Regions from separate parts of the Mus musculus genome. Here region 1 is linked to region 2. The links are chromatin loops, found by intact Hi-C in ENCODE. Cell type or tissue: gastrocnemius. All regions are shown on one strand.

Region 1 (8,000 bases), 120 kb after region 2:
CTCTCCTACGTCTTCTTCCTTCAGACGATTCTGTTGAGATATTTTAGCTAGAATTATTTCATCAGTTCCTGCTTTTGGCATGTGAAGGATATCTTTATAAGGTCAATAGCACATGGGAGCATCAGACTTGTTTACAGCAAAGGATGAGTTACATTCTGGAAGAGAGCTTCACATAGGAGAGGCAAAGGTGCCCCCTTACACAGCACAACAGGGCAGTTTCTGTTTTCTGCCTAAAATATTGCCATTTTCCTAATATCTGATTTCAGTGTCTGCATTTTTTCACTGTTCCAATGAACATTTTTTTGTTGTTGTTGTAAAAAGTGGTTACTGTATTTTATTTGATGGAATAAAAAATCCTAAGTGGATAATAGTTATTGGCTAACTGCTGCTGATTATCTGTTAACCAATCAGACGAGTTGGAAGAAAGGGTCTAACTGTCACATTTTGGATCCCATATTAAAATGTTCTCTCTCTCTCTGTCTCTCTTTCTTCCACCTACAGCAACATTTACTTAGATATAAAATCCATCTCGAACAAGCTCTGGAAATACAACCGCTATCGCTACATCATGACCTACCACCAGAAGCCCTGGCTGCCTCCTCCCTTTATCCTGCTGAATCACCTGTGTCTCCTCCTCCGAGGTCTGTGCTGTCGCCCAGCCCCACAGGACCAGGAAGAGGGGGACGGAGGGCTAAGTAAGTTTCTCTGGAGGAACAGAAGGGAGGAAGGAAAAGGGCAGACACTGGGAATAAAGGAGGGAAGAGAATAAAGGGTGGGGGCACTGGAGACTGGCAATTCTAGTGAGGTCCCCACATGAAGGTCCTGAGAACACACTGGCTGCAAGCCCTCACCTTTGTCTGGGGTCTCATGATTATTTTTGCCTCTGTTAAATGTCGCAGGATATTTGATCACACTGTGAACCCCAAGATTTTGTAATTACCTGAAAATACCTGTTTCTAGTTGTGGTGTGACTCAGTCCTTAGTATACACCTTGAATCTCAAACAGTGAAGGTAAAGTTAGCTTGTAGAAGGAAGCACTCACGTTGAAAGTGATGCCTAGTTGAGTATCAGACAAAGCCAGAAAGATTTGATGGAATAGGATATGTTCAACTTTCATGAAAAGAGAGAGGAAAAGTAAGCTATGTAAAAGAGTAGTGGGGAATGGAGAGAGAGAGACAGAGACAGACAGAGAGATAGAAGAAGGAGGAGGAGGAGGAAGAGGAGAAGGAGGAAAAGGCAGTTTTACCAGGGCAGTTGTAGAGAGTCAGGTTGCAAAGAGAACAAGCTAGACACAGGTGAAGACAGAATCCGCCAGAGAATGAGAAGGAGCCAGAAGATTAGAACATATTGTCAAAGTTAGTATGAGGCCAAGCAGAACAAAAAGTCAGAGGCTAAGAGAGAAGCCAGATTGAATAAGTCAGCTTGGAGAGGCATTTGAGCTGAAACAGCTGAGCTGAAACAGGCCATCGAGACCTAGACAGGGTGAGCTTATTCAGGAACAAGTCTCCGAGGCTGAGAAAGTAAGATTGTCAGAGGCTGGAAGCGTCCAGGACTAGGCCTCTGTTAGCAGACTGAGGTGATGAGCCTCTGAGACAACAATTACTTCAGAAGAATAAAAAAATACGTTTACAGTTAAATGGTATGCTGAAACAGAGCCAGGGAGACAATGTCGTGAATGTGTGAAGGTTTTAGAACTTCAAGAAAACCTGTGTTTTCTCTGCTGACCTGGGAACTCCTCTGGGTATCTCTTAGCAGAATCACCTGACCCTCGCTTATTGCCCTGCTGTGTAGACAGGTGATTCAAAGGGTCTCGGATCCAGGGAAACAGAGAAGCGAGCTTTGCCTAGCGGATAAACTGGAATCAGAGCTCTGGTCTCTTAACCACCTAAGATCAGACGAGGGCACAAAAAGGATGCTTCTTATTTTCGGAAAAGCAGTGTGAAGCACAGACAGCTGGAAATGTGCGCTCCTGTTCTGTTTTATTCAAGGATGCTTACTTGTTTTATCCCCCAGGTTGGCCCTAAGGCCTGTAGAACTTTATAAGGTGCACATGAATTAGCTGATAGCAGATCACATAGCCATTGATATAAAAGTAATCCAGGGGGTGGTGGGTGTAGAGATGGCAGCACTGGTTGCCCTCTGAGGACCCTAGCGAGCATGACGCCCAGCACCCATGTGGCAGCTCGTAACCATCTGTAACTCCAGGTCTAAGGGGTCTCACACCTCTTACAGCCTCAGTGGGACACAGACACACAAGCATGCAAAGTATCTATACACAATAAAATTTAGAAAACCCTCAAGTATCCATTTATTAAAGACAAAGCTAATTTGCACAACGTTGAGATGGGCGTGTGTGGTGTATTTTATAAAGAATTTAATCTGGATTGGATTTTTGATACTTAAGGATACTTAAGGGTCTTCAATTTCTATAGATTTCGATTGTGTAATTGTCAGTGCTAAGAGTCTCCGCATAAAAACATAGTACTGGCTGGGCAGTGGTGGCACACGCCTTTAATCCCAGCACTTGGAAGGCAGAGGCAGGCGGATTTCTGAGTTCGAGGCCAGCCTGGTCTACAGAGTGAGTTCCAGGACAACCAGGGCTACACAGAGAAACCCTGTCTCTAAAAACAAAAACAAAAAACAAACAAACAAAAAACAAAAGAAAGAAAACAAAACAAAACAAAAAACCCCAACCAACCAAACGAACAAAAAACATAGTACCAAAGATCAAAGTATATGGAGACCACATAATCCCAGGCCAAAGTTGATGTCATTACTTTTCTTTCTTTCTTTTTTCTTTTTTTGAAATTCAAGTCAGCCACTTAGATTTAAAAAAAAAAAAAAAAAAAACACCCAACACAACATACTTCAAAGAGATATTACTTTAGTATTTTTCTCCTGAGGAAAATATTACGAATCTTTGCGTTTTTGGTAATTAAACAAACCTGTCCCCCCTCTTCCTTGTTTCCTTCTCCTTCATTCTCTATCTCCTGTCTTTTGCTTTTCATTCCCTGCCTTCTGTCTTTCTTGTCCTTCTGTGCTGAGAACTTGGTGTTGTGGCGTCCTGAGATTTTCCCTTTACATCTGTTAACTACTGGAGTGCTGGATTCAAAGCTTTTGCACCAAGGCAAGTTCACCCATAGTTCTAAAACATTCTCTGGGCTTCCTTTCCCAGGTAGAGTAGACAACAGATGGGGCAGCAGTGCCACCTCGTGGATAGTTTTAGGAACTGCATACTCCAAGCAGCACCTGTTGCTGGCTCCCTTTGGGAATTTGGGGGCAGATTTGCTGCTGGTGGCGCGGGTGGACATCCTGGTCCTGAAAAACTTCATGCTTATAGGACATCAAAAATGGGGGCTGTGCGAGATTATCATTATTTTCTAATGTCGAAAAGGTTCCTTCACGCCATATAAATCACAAAATATTGTTTGCTTTAGTTGTGACACAATTTTTATTACTACACACATTTTCAATTTAAAACTAATTTCTCGTTGGTTGTTTAATTGGAGAATAATGAAACTATTGCTTTAGTAAATTATGAAGTAATATTTAATTTTCCTCCTTACTTATGTGAAGACACTTATGAAGGAATTTTCTGTTTGTTCCTTTAGCAACATCACGCCCTCTTGATATTTCCTATATTAGAAACACACTTAAATGTGATTTCTGGTTCCATTCCCTGAGAACCAGGGCAGTGTATAAATCTGAATGCTGGGGTTTGATAAAAGCCTGCATTGGCCTTGGCACCACAAGGAGAGGTGTCCTTTAAAGAGTTAGTTACTCCGGGAAGGGTGCAGTGTTGACTGACTATTGGCTGGTAGTTCTCAGAAAGAAAGAGGGCCACCCAGTCCATGCTCAGGCTGAGGAGGCAGGACTTCCTCACACCGGCTGCAATGGCATCAGCCCACACTGCCCCCTGTAAATTCGATTTTCATCTGTAGATTACCTATCGCTCTTTTAATAGCTAAAGCAGGCAACAGGGAAAAAAGACAACGGTGTTCTTTCTCCAGCTGCATATAAATATAGAGAAGTTTGTTTAACACAGGAAAACATGGCACACTATTCAAATATTGAAAAGAAGGCTTCTGCCTGTCCACCATGTTCACCATTTTTTAAAGAAGGAAGAAGAAAGAGTTATCTGGTATTCTTAGATGTTTGTACTACTGCTTTTCAGGGAGCATAGTGTGACAGGCTGGGATGTCTGTCCCATAAGCTACCCTTCCTGTTAGTCCAACTGGGAGAAAAGCCATTTGCACACATCACACTGCTATCACAAAATACACGAGGCTAGGTACTTAAGAAAAGAGGTTTGCAATTGACCATTGAATAAGCAAGTCTTAACTAGAAATACATTTATAGGAGAATTTCGCTTTTGAAGAGTTATAATAATTAATAAACAAAGACCATGCTGGGCATTGTGACACCCATCTGTGATCCCAGACATGGAGAGGTGGAGGAGAGGATATCTACAGGTTTGAGGCCAGCCTGAGCTACGTAGTGAGACTGGCTCATCAAACAAACAAACAAACAAACAAACAATGCAATAAAATAAATTTAAAACAGACAAAAGTGAAGGAAACAAAAATATTTCAAATACCAACTATCTAAACTAGAAATCTGAGAAAAATTAAGAAAAAAAAGGGTGCTAGAATGATAGTCTATAAAGTGCTTTCTGTGCACGCATGAGGACCTGAGTTCGAGTCTCAGAACCCACGTACAGTGGCATGGATGCTGGTGCATTCTTTTAATTCTAGCACCGGGAAGGCAGAGCAAGGCAGATAGCTTGGACTCCTGCCATTCAGTGCAGACTAGTTGACGTGTTCTGTGTTCTCACAGACCTGGACTTCAGAGATACCACCAGACTATCAACCTCTGCCATTTGCCTACATGTGCACACACGTGCCCTCTTATATATTCATCTTCTCTATGAATACACACGCACACAAATGCACACAGAAAAAAATTAGATATGCTATGAGAACATAGAATGAAATCTATACACAAGTCTTCTATAAATGTATTAGGAGTTAAAACGTGCTCATGCCAAGGTCAATTGAAAGCCTCTTTTATTAAGTACCTAGCCTCATGTATTTCGTGATCGCATAGACAAGAATATATTTTATCATTTAGAATCATAAAATTCGCCAGAATCATGATCACAGAGCATAATAATACCCCTTCCAGGCAAGAGAAGTGTAAGGAAATAAATATATAGTATTAAACTGCAACCGCACCGTATGGAGTGTAGCAGTACTGGGACACTTCATAGCCACCTTCTGAGGGTGCCTCTATGAGCAGTTCATCAGCCTCCAATGCCCTGGGATGCTCATCACTGTCTGCCTCCCTGGTGCTGGGCTACTCCCACACCACATCAAATCATTTTATGTGGGTTCTGGAAGTCAAGCTCCAGTCTCCGTGCTTGCATGGCAAGTGATTTATAGACTAAACTCTAACTCCAGCTCCCTCCATTTTCTAATTAAACAAAGGTAAAAAGTGATTTCTCACAATTTCACCACATATAATACATGTAAAGACATCTTGACCTCCTCTGTTATTGCTACAGTGTCTAGCTAACAGAGGTCTTTGGAAAACCAAAGTTTAATAAATATACAGATTTCTAAGTGAGCACATTGGTTCTGTGGCTTTGTCATTCAAGGTTCTACTGTATTTGGAGGCTGGAATTTCAAGACTGTAGTCTCCCTCTGATCAGCTTCTTGTGATGGCCTTCGAGTTACATCAAAACATGGTGGATGGGTTTCTGTAGTGTAGGGAAGTGAGGAGAAGGGGTGAGGAAGGAGAGAGGGAGAATAGCTAGCTAGCAGTGGCTAAGCTTGATGTGACCATTTCATCAATCCAACCACCCCAAGGTCCCACCATTTAACCCTCACCTGTAGATGAAGCTTCAGCTCTGGGCCACTGGGAACACAATCCATGTCTGCAAAAAAACACACTACATCTCAGCTCTCCAAGAATGGCTTTCATATGTGTCATGCTTATTTCCACAGAGCTCTATCTCACTAAGGATGACTTGAAAAAGCTTCATGATTTTGAAGAGCAGTGTGTGGAAAAATATTTCCACGAGAAGACGGAAGGTCTGAATTGTAGTTTTGAGGAACAAATTCGAATGACATCAGAAAGGTAAAGAATATCTCTTTAATCCCTAAACTGCTACCAGATCAGGATCGTCCTAAAATGTGTAAAAGAATAGATAGACCTACTTTCAAACCCCATAGGTTTGAGTTCTGCTCAATTTGAAGCATGTATCGCAATAAGGTTTATGCAATCACCATCTATTTATTGGACGTCACTATATTCTAGACAGTCTTTGCATTCCAAGGGATAAGTGGTGACTAGGAATCAAGAATTCCTTTCTGATGGCTTTACATTCCAGCGTTTGTATATGGAAAGGTTTAGGGAAATGAAGGAGTAGAAAAGACAGGATATTCAAGTAAGCTGACAGAGGAAACCTATACATTAATGTTGGTCAGTAAAAAACAAAAGCTATGAGGAACTGCACATAGAGGTGCACACTTTTAATCCAAGCCCTGCAGAGGCAGAGGCAGGGGCAGGAGGCAGGAGGAGGCAGGAGGAGGCAGGAGGAGGCAGGAGGGGCAGGCAGAGGCAGGAGGCAGGAGGCAGGAGGCAGGAGGCAGGAGGCAGGAGGCAGGAGGCAGGAGGCAGGAGGCAGGAGGCAGGAGGCAGGAGGCAGGAGGCAGGAGGCAGGAGGCAGGAGGCAGGAGGCAGGAGGCAGGAGGAGGCGGGAGGAGGCGGAGGAGGCGGGAGGAGGTGGGAGGAGGAGGGAGGCGGGAGGCAGGAGGCAGGAGAGGCAGAGGCAGGCAGATCTCTCTGAGATCCAGCCTGATTTACAGAGCAAGTTCTAGGATAGCCAGGACGTGACATGGCAGAGCGATGTTCTCAGAGAATGACACCCATAGGTTGTGTGCTAGTCCAGCAGCAGCTGGAGATCCAGCACAGGGAAGGCAGCTGAGAGGGTGGACTTCTCTAGCAGGCCCTGGTTGACATTTGCTGGTGGTGGGGATGGAGATGCCTTCACTGCTCTGGGGGAGAGAACAGGAGAGCTTGAGGCAGCAGCAGTAAACAGCTTAGGTGAGCGGGCTGACAGCGAAGGGACAGAGATGGGGCATGGGGACACAAAGAGCTGTCATTGTTGTGTATAGAGATGACAACAGAAATTTGTGTGGTGTTGGAAATGGTCTGCCTGGGTTTTACTCCACGAAGCCAGGATAGAAACTGGGCAGAGGACCGGCTTCATAAGTGTAGAGACATGAGCACACAGGGGCTTGAGGTAAGGCTGTGGCTGAAGGGGCTTGCCGTTCTTGAACTTTCTGAAAGGGGGCGGTGTAGGAAAGCCATTCAGAAGTTTGGGGGAAGAGGACAGATGTGTTGGAGAAAGGGAATGTGTCAGGAAACCTAGTGGGTGCGTTAATGTAATAATTTCACATGTACAGCGTTGAGTTACAGTATGGACCGTGCACACGGTCTTTTGCACTTTTAAAAACAGAATTGTTCTTGCAAGTAGAAGCAAATTGACACAAGTTAAATATATCTCTTCACTTTTGAATATACATGAGACTGACTATAGAATGTTTAATTATATATGTTTTTTTCTGATGCCCCAAAATCAGATAGATAGATGTGATTTCTTAAACCCAACTTCACTTAAAATAGACTTACAATAGGAACTTTCTTACAGTAGAAACTTCACTTAAAATAGATTTACAATAGGAACTTTCTTATAGTAGACATTTCATATTTATGAAATTCTGTATTTTTCTGTTGATAATATATTTCTGTCAATATGTGTTTAGGTAGCTGGTGGAACTTCAGATCAAATTTAATATTTGAGAAAATGATGAATATCAAATGGTGATTATAGACCCATAAAATTGGAATTTATCTCAAAAATATCTTTAGACCATTGCCATATCTACTTTCTTTCTCTTGCATATTCCGTTTCTTGACAGCTGTGCTTATACAAC
Region 2 (8,000 bases):
TTTCAAACCTCAAGAACAATAAAAACAACATACCAGAAATTGCAGACTGTAGCTGAGGCTGGAGTACTGGGAGAATTACAACTTGCATGTTAGTATTGAAAAAGAAGACAGCTGGTCCTGCTGTGTGCCCACAGTCCTAGCACCTGCTTCAGCAATTCAGTGAATTGAGGTAACCTTGGGCTAACAATCAGAAAGGCTATACTCAATTTTAGGCTCCATGAGAAAAAACTAGAGAAGAAGAAGAAAAAACAAAACAAACAACAAACTGAACAGAAATCAGACAGAGAAATGGAAAATAGAGAACAATGAATAAAGTATACTAAGCAGGTGAAGTGGACTCATTTCCTTGACTCAGTAGATTGGTCCACCTCAGGACAAAGTAACCACATGTGCTACTTTCAAGGTCTTATAAAGACATGGGCAAAAGTATAAGATTCTAATGAAGGACATTTAAAAATCTAAATAGAGCTCTTGAATAAGGAGTGACTTGATACTGCAAAGATGAAAATTCTCCCCAGACTTATCTGTAATTCCACTGTAACTCAAAAGACCCAACAGAAATACTAGAGATGGTTCCATATGGAAGAGCCAGGAGCTAAGGCAGTGCAGACAATACTGAAAAAACGTCAAGGATTGTTCTACAGCTATCAAAACCTCTTGACAAAATTTAGTGTGCATTGAGTTTGCCACACAGCGTGGATCAAAGGACATCTTGCTAGAGTCTTCTTTCTCCATTATCCTGGTCACAAGGATTAGACTCAGGTTCTTCGGCTTGGAAGTGAGTACTTTTACTGTCAAACCTGCTTATTAAGATGTAACCATGTAGATACCATTTACTGAGACATAATTGCAAAGAGAATAGTTGAGCTGACTAGAGAGTAGCCAACCCTGTAAATTTCACTTTAGCATGGAGTAGGAACTGCACAATAAGCAAGGCCATCATCCCAGATGGGGAGAGGGGACTCAGACCTTCCTCTCCGCATTCAGACATACGTGTGCACACACTGATTCCAAGTGAATGAAGGCCTTAAGAATGGAAAGACAAGTAGGACACTATAAAATGTTTAGACAAAAGTAAATGTTTAGGCAGGCAAACTAAGACATGAAGATCTATTTTACTATATTAAAATTAAGCCATGCGGGCTAATAAGATTGCTCCATGGGTTAAGGAATGTGCCACTGGGTATGAGCAACGGAATTTGATCCCTGGGACTCAAAAGATGGAAGGAGAAAACACCTTTTACAGCTTGTTCTCTGGCTTCCACATGTGTACTGTGCTGTGGCATTACATGTGCAGACATAATCAAGGTAATGAATGCACTATAAAAATAAAGGACTGGAAAGATGGCTCAGCAGTTTAGAGCACTGACTGCTCTTCCAGAGGTTCTGAGTTCAGCCACCACATGGTGGCTCACAACCATCTGTAATGGGATCCCATGCCCAGTTTTGGTGCGTCTGAAGACTGTAACAGTGTACTCGCATACATAAAAGAAAGAATGGAGCCGGGGCGTGGTGGTGCGTGCCTTTAATCCCAGCACTCGGGAGGCAGAGGCAGGTGGATTTCTGAGTTCGAGGCCAGCCTGGTCTACAAAGTGAGTTCCAGGATAGGCAGAACTATACAGAGAAACCCTGTCTTGGGGAAAAAAGGAAAGAACGGAAGGAAGGAAGAAAGGAAGAGAAAGAAAGAAAAAGAGAGGAAGAGAAAGAAAGAAAAGAAAGGAAAGTTAAGTCTTATTTCACACCTTTAATTCCAGTTCTCAGGAGGCAGAGGCAGGTAGATCAATGTGCGGTCAACCTGGCCTATTTAGAGAACTCCAGGCCAGCCAGGGATATATATTAAGAACTTGTCTCACAAATAAAGTCGAATAATTCACCATAAAATGAAAATAAAAGACACAGATTAGTAGAAGGTGGTATTTTTGTATTTAAAGACTTATTTATTTCATGTGTATGAGTACACTGTAGCTGTACAGATGGTTATTGGGAATTGAACTCAGGACCTCTGCTTGCTCCGGCTCAGCTCACTCCGCCCCAAAGATTTATTTGTTATTATATGTAAGTACACTGTAGCTGTCTTCAGACACACCAGAAGAAGGTATCAGATCTCATTATGGATGATTTGAACTCGGGACCTCCGGAAGAGTAGTTAAGTTAGTGCTCTTAACCACTGAGCCATCTCTCCAGCAAGAAGTTGATATTTCTAACACCAAATCGAATTTTTCTAGGATACTAAATAAAAAGGTTCTCACAAACCAGAGAAAAAGGACATCTGGTCTAGTTTTTAAAGATGCACTATGCCTTAACCGACGTGTAGCCATCCAGCCTGGGCCACCAGGCACTTTAGTTCAGGTGATCTTGAGGCCCCAATGGTAAAGGATCAACCTTATAGCAGACTAAACCCAAAGAAAAACAGGACTGGTCATTTGAAACACATATAAGTGTAGAATTTGTTTGGCAAAGAACAATATTAACTATTGTAAGCTGCCTGCAGCCACACTAACTGGGTTCTTGTGTGGGAGGCCGGAACTGTATGGAAGGAAATGACAAGAGAAATAATGGAGGCCAAGACATGTCTGTTCAAGGCCCCAAAGTTTACTAAGAGTCTGTGCTTATAAAGAGGGGAGGCCCATGCCCCGCCAATCCTTCCCTCCCCCTCCCCTCCCCCCCAGACAGGGTTTCTCTGTATAGCCCTGGCTGTCCTGGAACTCACTTTGTAGACCAGGCTGGCCTCGAATTCAGAAATCCATCTGCCTCTGCCTCCCAAGTGCTGGGATTAAAGGCATGTGACACCAATGCCCGGCCCGCCAATCCATTCTTGATGCCTGTTGCCAGTCTGTAGGTAATGTCTAGATGCTGTCTGCGGAATATCTCCAGGGCCTCTCAGCAGGTAGCAGTGTCTTGGAGAAGAGCAGTGACACGTGACAGAACAATAGAGCCATCTAAATCGGAGGCTCCACCCCAGGTGGTCTCTTACTCTTTGGCAGCAAGGTCAAAGCCAGCCTACTCAAGGCTAGGGGAAGCTACAACAATTAACAAGGATTCCTGTACCAAAACCAAAAATCTATAAATACAAAAAAAAAAAAAAAAAAAAAAAAAACCAAAAAAACAACAACAACAAAAAAACATGTCCAGCTTCACTGATTGGGTGAGATGCAAATTGAGGCCACAATGAGATACCATTTCACATTGGCCATATTGTTTGCTGATGAGGATGCAAAATAATAATAATAATAATAATAATAATAATAATAATAATAATAATAAACAACCTCTGGTGCTATAAAAAGCATTCAGAAAAACACTTTGTAATAAATCTGTACAACGCATTTTTGAACAATGCTCTTAGCATTTATAGATTTTGTTTTTCAAGACAGGGTCTCTCTGTGTAGCCGTGACTATCCTGGAACTAGATCTGTAGACCAGACTGGCCAAGAACTCACAGACTGCCTCTGCCTCCCGAGTGCTAGGACTAAAGGTTTTCCAAACCACTTTTAAGATAAAGCTTTTAAGGCGATGCACTCTCATGTCTTCGCAGGCGCATGTGTATGTATGGCAAAATGCCACGTCTAAAAATAAGCAGCGTATTGTATGTCAGCTAGATCTTAGTATATCTTAAAATATTAGCAAATCCAAAAAAGCATCTTAGAAATACAGATAAGTGAGTGGACTGAGGGGGAAATTACAAAGAAGTAGTAATTCATGGTCCGAAACAAGACTACTTGGGGACAGGAAAGAGAAACGGGACAGTGAAGAGGCACACAGATGCTCTTTCCCTTCTGAAGCCAGGCAGGGACACTTGCGTGTTACGGTCATTTTAGCTATGCATATGCTTTATACTACCTTGTGTACATAATGCTAAGTATCACAAGGAATGAGGGGCGGGGTGGGGGGAGGGCAGCAAGATTCTGGAGAACAGAAGGAACACACCTGCCCATGTTGTATTCTATTGTGTTGGAACATGGTCTCCGCACAACAAATCATCTGTGTCACTAGTGTGAAAATGGCAATGGCGAATTTATCATTTGTTCCAGGTGGAAGAATTACCAAGTGCAAACAGGAAATGGAGCGATCAAACAGAACTTTCTGTACACTACCGATAACGCTGTTTGTGCTTGTTGGTTATTTGCTGTCCTCCCACCAATGCAAACCGTGATGGGTTTGTTTGAGCCAGTATTTTAGTCTTTCGGTAAAAGCAAAAAGTAACTCAAGGATAGAGATCTTGCCTCCCATGCCCAAGGCCGTAGGTTCAATCCCCAGTGCTGGAAGGAAGTTTCTCTGTGTAGATGGCTTACAACTACATCTAGAGATATTTAAGCATGCACATGGCGCATATTCATAAATACACCCATACACAGTACCTATCAGCTAAAACAGCTCTACCATGCCCTAGAAAGAATGTTTCTCCGGAGCGTTGATGGGCTTGGTTTCTTTTTGTTTGTTTTGTTTTTTCCTTAGTTTTGTTTGGTTACTGCGTTTTCTCCTTATCCTTGCAGCACTGGGGATAGAATCTAAGGCCTTGGGCATGGTAGGCAAGCACCCTATCCTTTAGTTACTTTTTGCTTTTTACCAAAAAAAAAAAAAAAAAAAAAAGTACGGACTTATTTCTGCCACGGTTTACATTTTTCTGCCAAGACACCACCCACTGGAGAGGTCCTGGAACCTGCAGGCCGCTGCGGGCTAAGCAGACACTTCCGCCGCCCCAGGATCGCAGCACAGAGGAAAGGGCCCCAGCGCACTTGCCGCTGGGACCTCTGAGGCCGCGGAGTCTTTCGGCCGCTCCTGCCCGAGTCCTCGCTTGGGGACCGAGAGGCGCACACACAGGGGAATGCGAACAACCGTGCAAGTCAAAAGAAGGCCGCCAGGGGGTAGCGGCCTCCTTCCATCCACATCCCCATGCCCCGCCCCCTCAGAGGGCGCACTTCCGGCCGCAAGGGCGCTCGGGAACGCGAACCGCGAGCCTCCACCAACCAGCGGCTGTGCTGGATGGGCGCAGGTGCGCGCGCATCACGGCGCAGGTTCGAAACTCCGGCGCTGCGCGGTGGCTCCCCCACAACGTCTCGTCCGCCCTCGGGACAGCCGAGCTCTGCGCTGCCCTTCGCCCTCCGCCCGCCGCCCGCGCGACCCTCGTCCCTGGCCCATGGCCAAGCGGCGTGCGGCTGAGCCGCTCACGTTCCGCGTGCCTTGGAAGCGGCTCCTGCTCAGCGACTTCCCCGAGGAGCCGCCGCTCTGGGTCCCGCCGTCTGGGACGGCTCGGCCCCTCAAGCGCCAGGGGGACGCGGGGATCATGGCGGAGCCTGCGTCTGCGCCCCGCAAGCGACGCGGCGGCGGGGACGACAGACAGGAGCTGCAGGGCTGTAGCCGGGAGCCCGGAGAGCCACCTCCTGGCGAGCAGGAGGAACCCCGGGCCGCGGGCGGCGGCGACAGAGTAGAAAGCGCGGGCAGCCCGCAGGTAGCCGACGGGGTGCACAGCCAGGTAGGTCCGCTACTCACTAGCCCGGAGCTCGGTGCCAGGCCGCGGAAGTCGGGCCATCGAGTGGGCCAGACGGGCTGGACCCTAGAGGGTCAGCTCAGTGACCAACGGGAGAGAGGCGTTTAATTTGATGGGGAATGCTGTAGAACTTCTAGCATGCTTTCCAGTAGCATTCATCAGAGGACCTGTTAACTCCTAATGTTCAGTGCTGTGAGAATGGATTGTTGGACTCACTGTCCTCTCCGCTGCTTTGTTTTGGTAGCCGCTAGCCATGTGATCAGACAGAATACACTAGAAATATAACTTGACCAAACTTATGTGTTTTAAGTGTAAGAAGAGTAGGAGCGCCAAATATGTTTTAAGATAAAGGGTCGGGTTCTGAACTGTGTTACACACGAAGCAACTTGCCGCATATTGGGTGTACTGTTTGTTAATTTTATTTTTAGACACGTGACTAGAAAACTTAAAGTGAGTGTTTTGCTTTTTCAGACAGGGTTTATCTATGTGTAGCCCTGGCTGTCCTGGAACTCACTCTGTAGACCAGGCTGGCCTTGAACTCAGAAATCCGCCTGCCACTGCCTCCCAAGTGCTGGGATTAAAGGCGTGGGCCACCACTGCCCGGCCTTCGAGTGAGTTATAACCCATACTATATATGTATCGCACAGCATTGGCCCGACTTAGGGACTCAAGAGCCTTCTTTAAAGCAGTTCTTGCATAAGTTGGTGGAGCATGAGGTGAAGAAGCAAGGGTGATTCTTAGAGCTCGCCAAACTCAGCCACCTTGGCATGCGTCTGCTCAGTGTCCTTTTCTAGTTATTTTATAACAAAGTTGATAAGATAACGGAAATTTTCTCTTCGTGTAGCCCTGGCTGTCCTGGACCAGGCTGGCCTCGAACCCAGAGATCCACATTTCCTCTTGCCTTTCGAGTGCTGAGATTAAAGGCGTTCAGGGAGATTATCTTTCAATACTACACTCACTGTTTTTAGGTGAAAGTTACTGGTTTCTTAAGCAGAAGTATTGGATGTAACTGCAGGCACCCTAGCTTTATGTGCACAGGTGATGAGAGAGACTGACTGGCCAAGGGGAGCGAGCGTTCAGTAAGCAGACACCACACCATCCAGTCCTTGCTTAGACACAGTTGGCTAGACCTGTTGGTCTTCCCTTGTTAGTAGCAGCCAGCAGAAGACCGTGAGGCCCAGGAGTGTTCTGTCAGCTCTGCTCCTTGAGTTCCTTATCTTCTGAAGAACCTTGAGAAGATAGGAATTCTCCATCTTTTCTAGCTTCCAAAGACAAAGGTTTGTTTTAAGAGCTAATCATCCAGGAGAAAAGGATGTAACAAAAAGCAAACTGGTGTCAGTGTCTGCCTGATTTCTGCTTGCTCAGATGAGGGCATAAATCCTTGCCCTAACGCTATGGATAGTCTTGTGTAGGAAATGGTGCCACAGGTGTCTTCTTTCCAAGCACAGTACTTGCCTGCTTTGTGTTGTCAGACTTAAGGATGTCACCTTTATTGTTTCATACGAACACTCACATGTGTGTGTATGCACAACTTACATGTGTATATAGAGAGGGGATACCTTAATGTATACATATACTTTTAAGTAGACAGAGCCAAGAGTGCATATGTGTTATATATAAGCTGCATTTTTAATAACAGTATAACTTTATGCAGATCAGTTGCTTAGCTAATATTGCATGGTATGGTTAAATAGCAGCAGAAATGTTTTCCTAGAGAAATAGTTAATGACACATTATTAAGGATGTGTGATACCTAGCAATAGTGTGCATTTACTCTGCTCATGTTTAATTCTCACAGTGATCCTAATTTATGCTTGTAATGAGGTAGGGTCAGCGATTTTTGTCAGTTATTCAGGCTTGACCTGTTTCTCTCCAGTTTTTACCGTCTGTGTGTGTGTCTGTGTCTGTATGTACTGAGCCATCTCGCCACCCTATGTCTTTTGCCTTTATTGTATCTTTATCTCAATATTAAATTCCCAAAAGACTGATTCTTTCTGCCTTTCAAGGCTGACTGCAGGGCTGCTGCAGGTGGCAGGATGCTTTCCCTGGACTCCACGTTGCCATGTGGCCCCTGAGCATTGACAGGTAGCCACTTGTGGATAGCGCCAGAAGTGTAAGATACACTCTCCATTCTGAAAAGAGTGCATCATACTGTTAAGTTTTGAAGTTGAAACAATGTTTTGGCTATATTGGGACAAGTAAGATTGAAGTTAACCTCACTTGGCTTTCATTGTTACAACAGTATGTACCTTGATTGTGGTTTCCAGTGAACTGTGTGAAGGTGTTATGGTAGCAAGTATAACCTTAACCCAGTGTAGGAAGGCTTTGATCCACCCAGGGGGCTCAGATTGAGACTAGCACCCGTCAGCCTGGTGAGGCTCCGGGGCAGTTCTCTTTGCATGGAGTATTTTGAGGATGTTGTGCCAGTTTTAATATCACTACTTAAAGTAATTTTGTAATCATTTAAGGTAAACTGCTTAATGCTTGGTAGACCTGTTTATATCAGTCATAC

Evidence for each region. Peaks named below come from ENCODE experiments on the same cell type or tissue, not always from the same donor. Only the 100,000 strongest peaks of a DNase experiment are listed, where the experiment ranks them.
Region 1: a loop joins it to region 2, with 2.5 times the contacts of the local background. A loop is called at or near these places in 24 of 42 quality-filtered maps.

What each region holds. Positions count from the first base shown.
Region 1 is chr19:18,831,968-18,839,967 of GRCm38, forward strand. Trpm6 (transient receptor potential cation channel, subfamily M, member 6) reads left to right here. Exons shown (of 39, transcript NM_153417.2): 24 at 502-695; 25 at 6,006-6,138. Among named protein-coding and RNA genes, the nearest start is that of Gm41814, 86 kb to the left of the region's middle. In gastrocnemius, a CTCF peak has its summit at 3,223 (motif pointing left); a DNase peak (open chromatin) is centred at 3,232.
Region 2 is chr19:18,708,187-18,716,186 of GRCm38, forward strand. It overlaps D030056L22Rik (RIKEN cDNA D030056L22 gene), which reads left to right and starts at 5,049. Exons shown (of 2, transcript NM_001374130.1): 1 at 5,049-5,473. The coding sequence starts at 5,138. In gastrocnemius, CTCF peaks have their summits at 4,860 (motif pointing right) and 5,405 (motif pointing left); DNase peaks (open chromatin) are centred at 125, 2,881, 4,935 and 5,379; H3K4me3 peaks cover 2,619 bases; H3K27ac peaks cover 2,531 bases.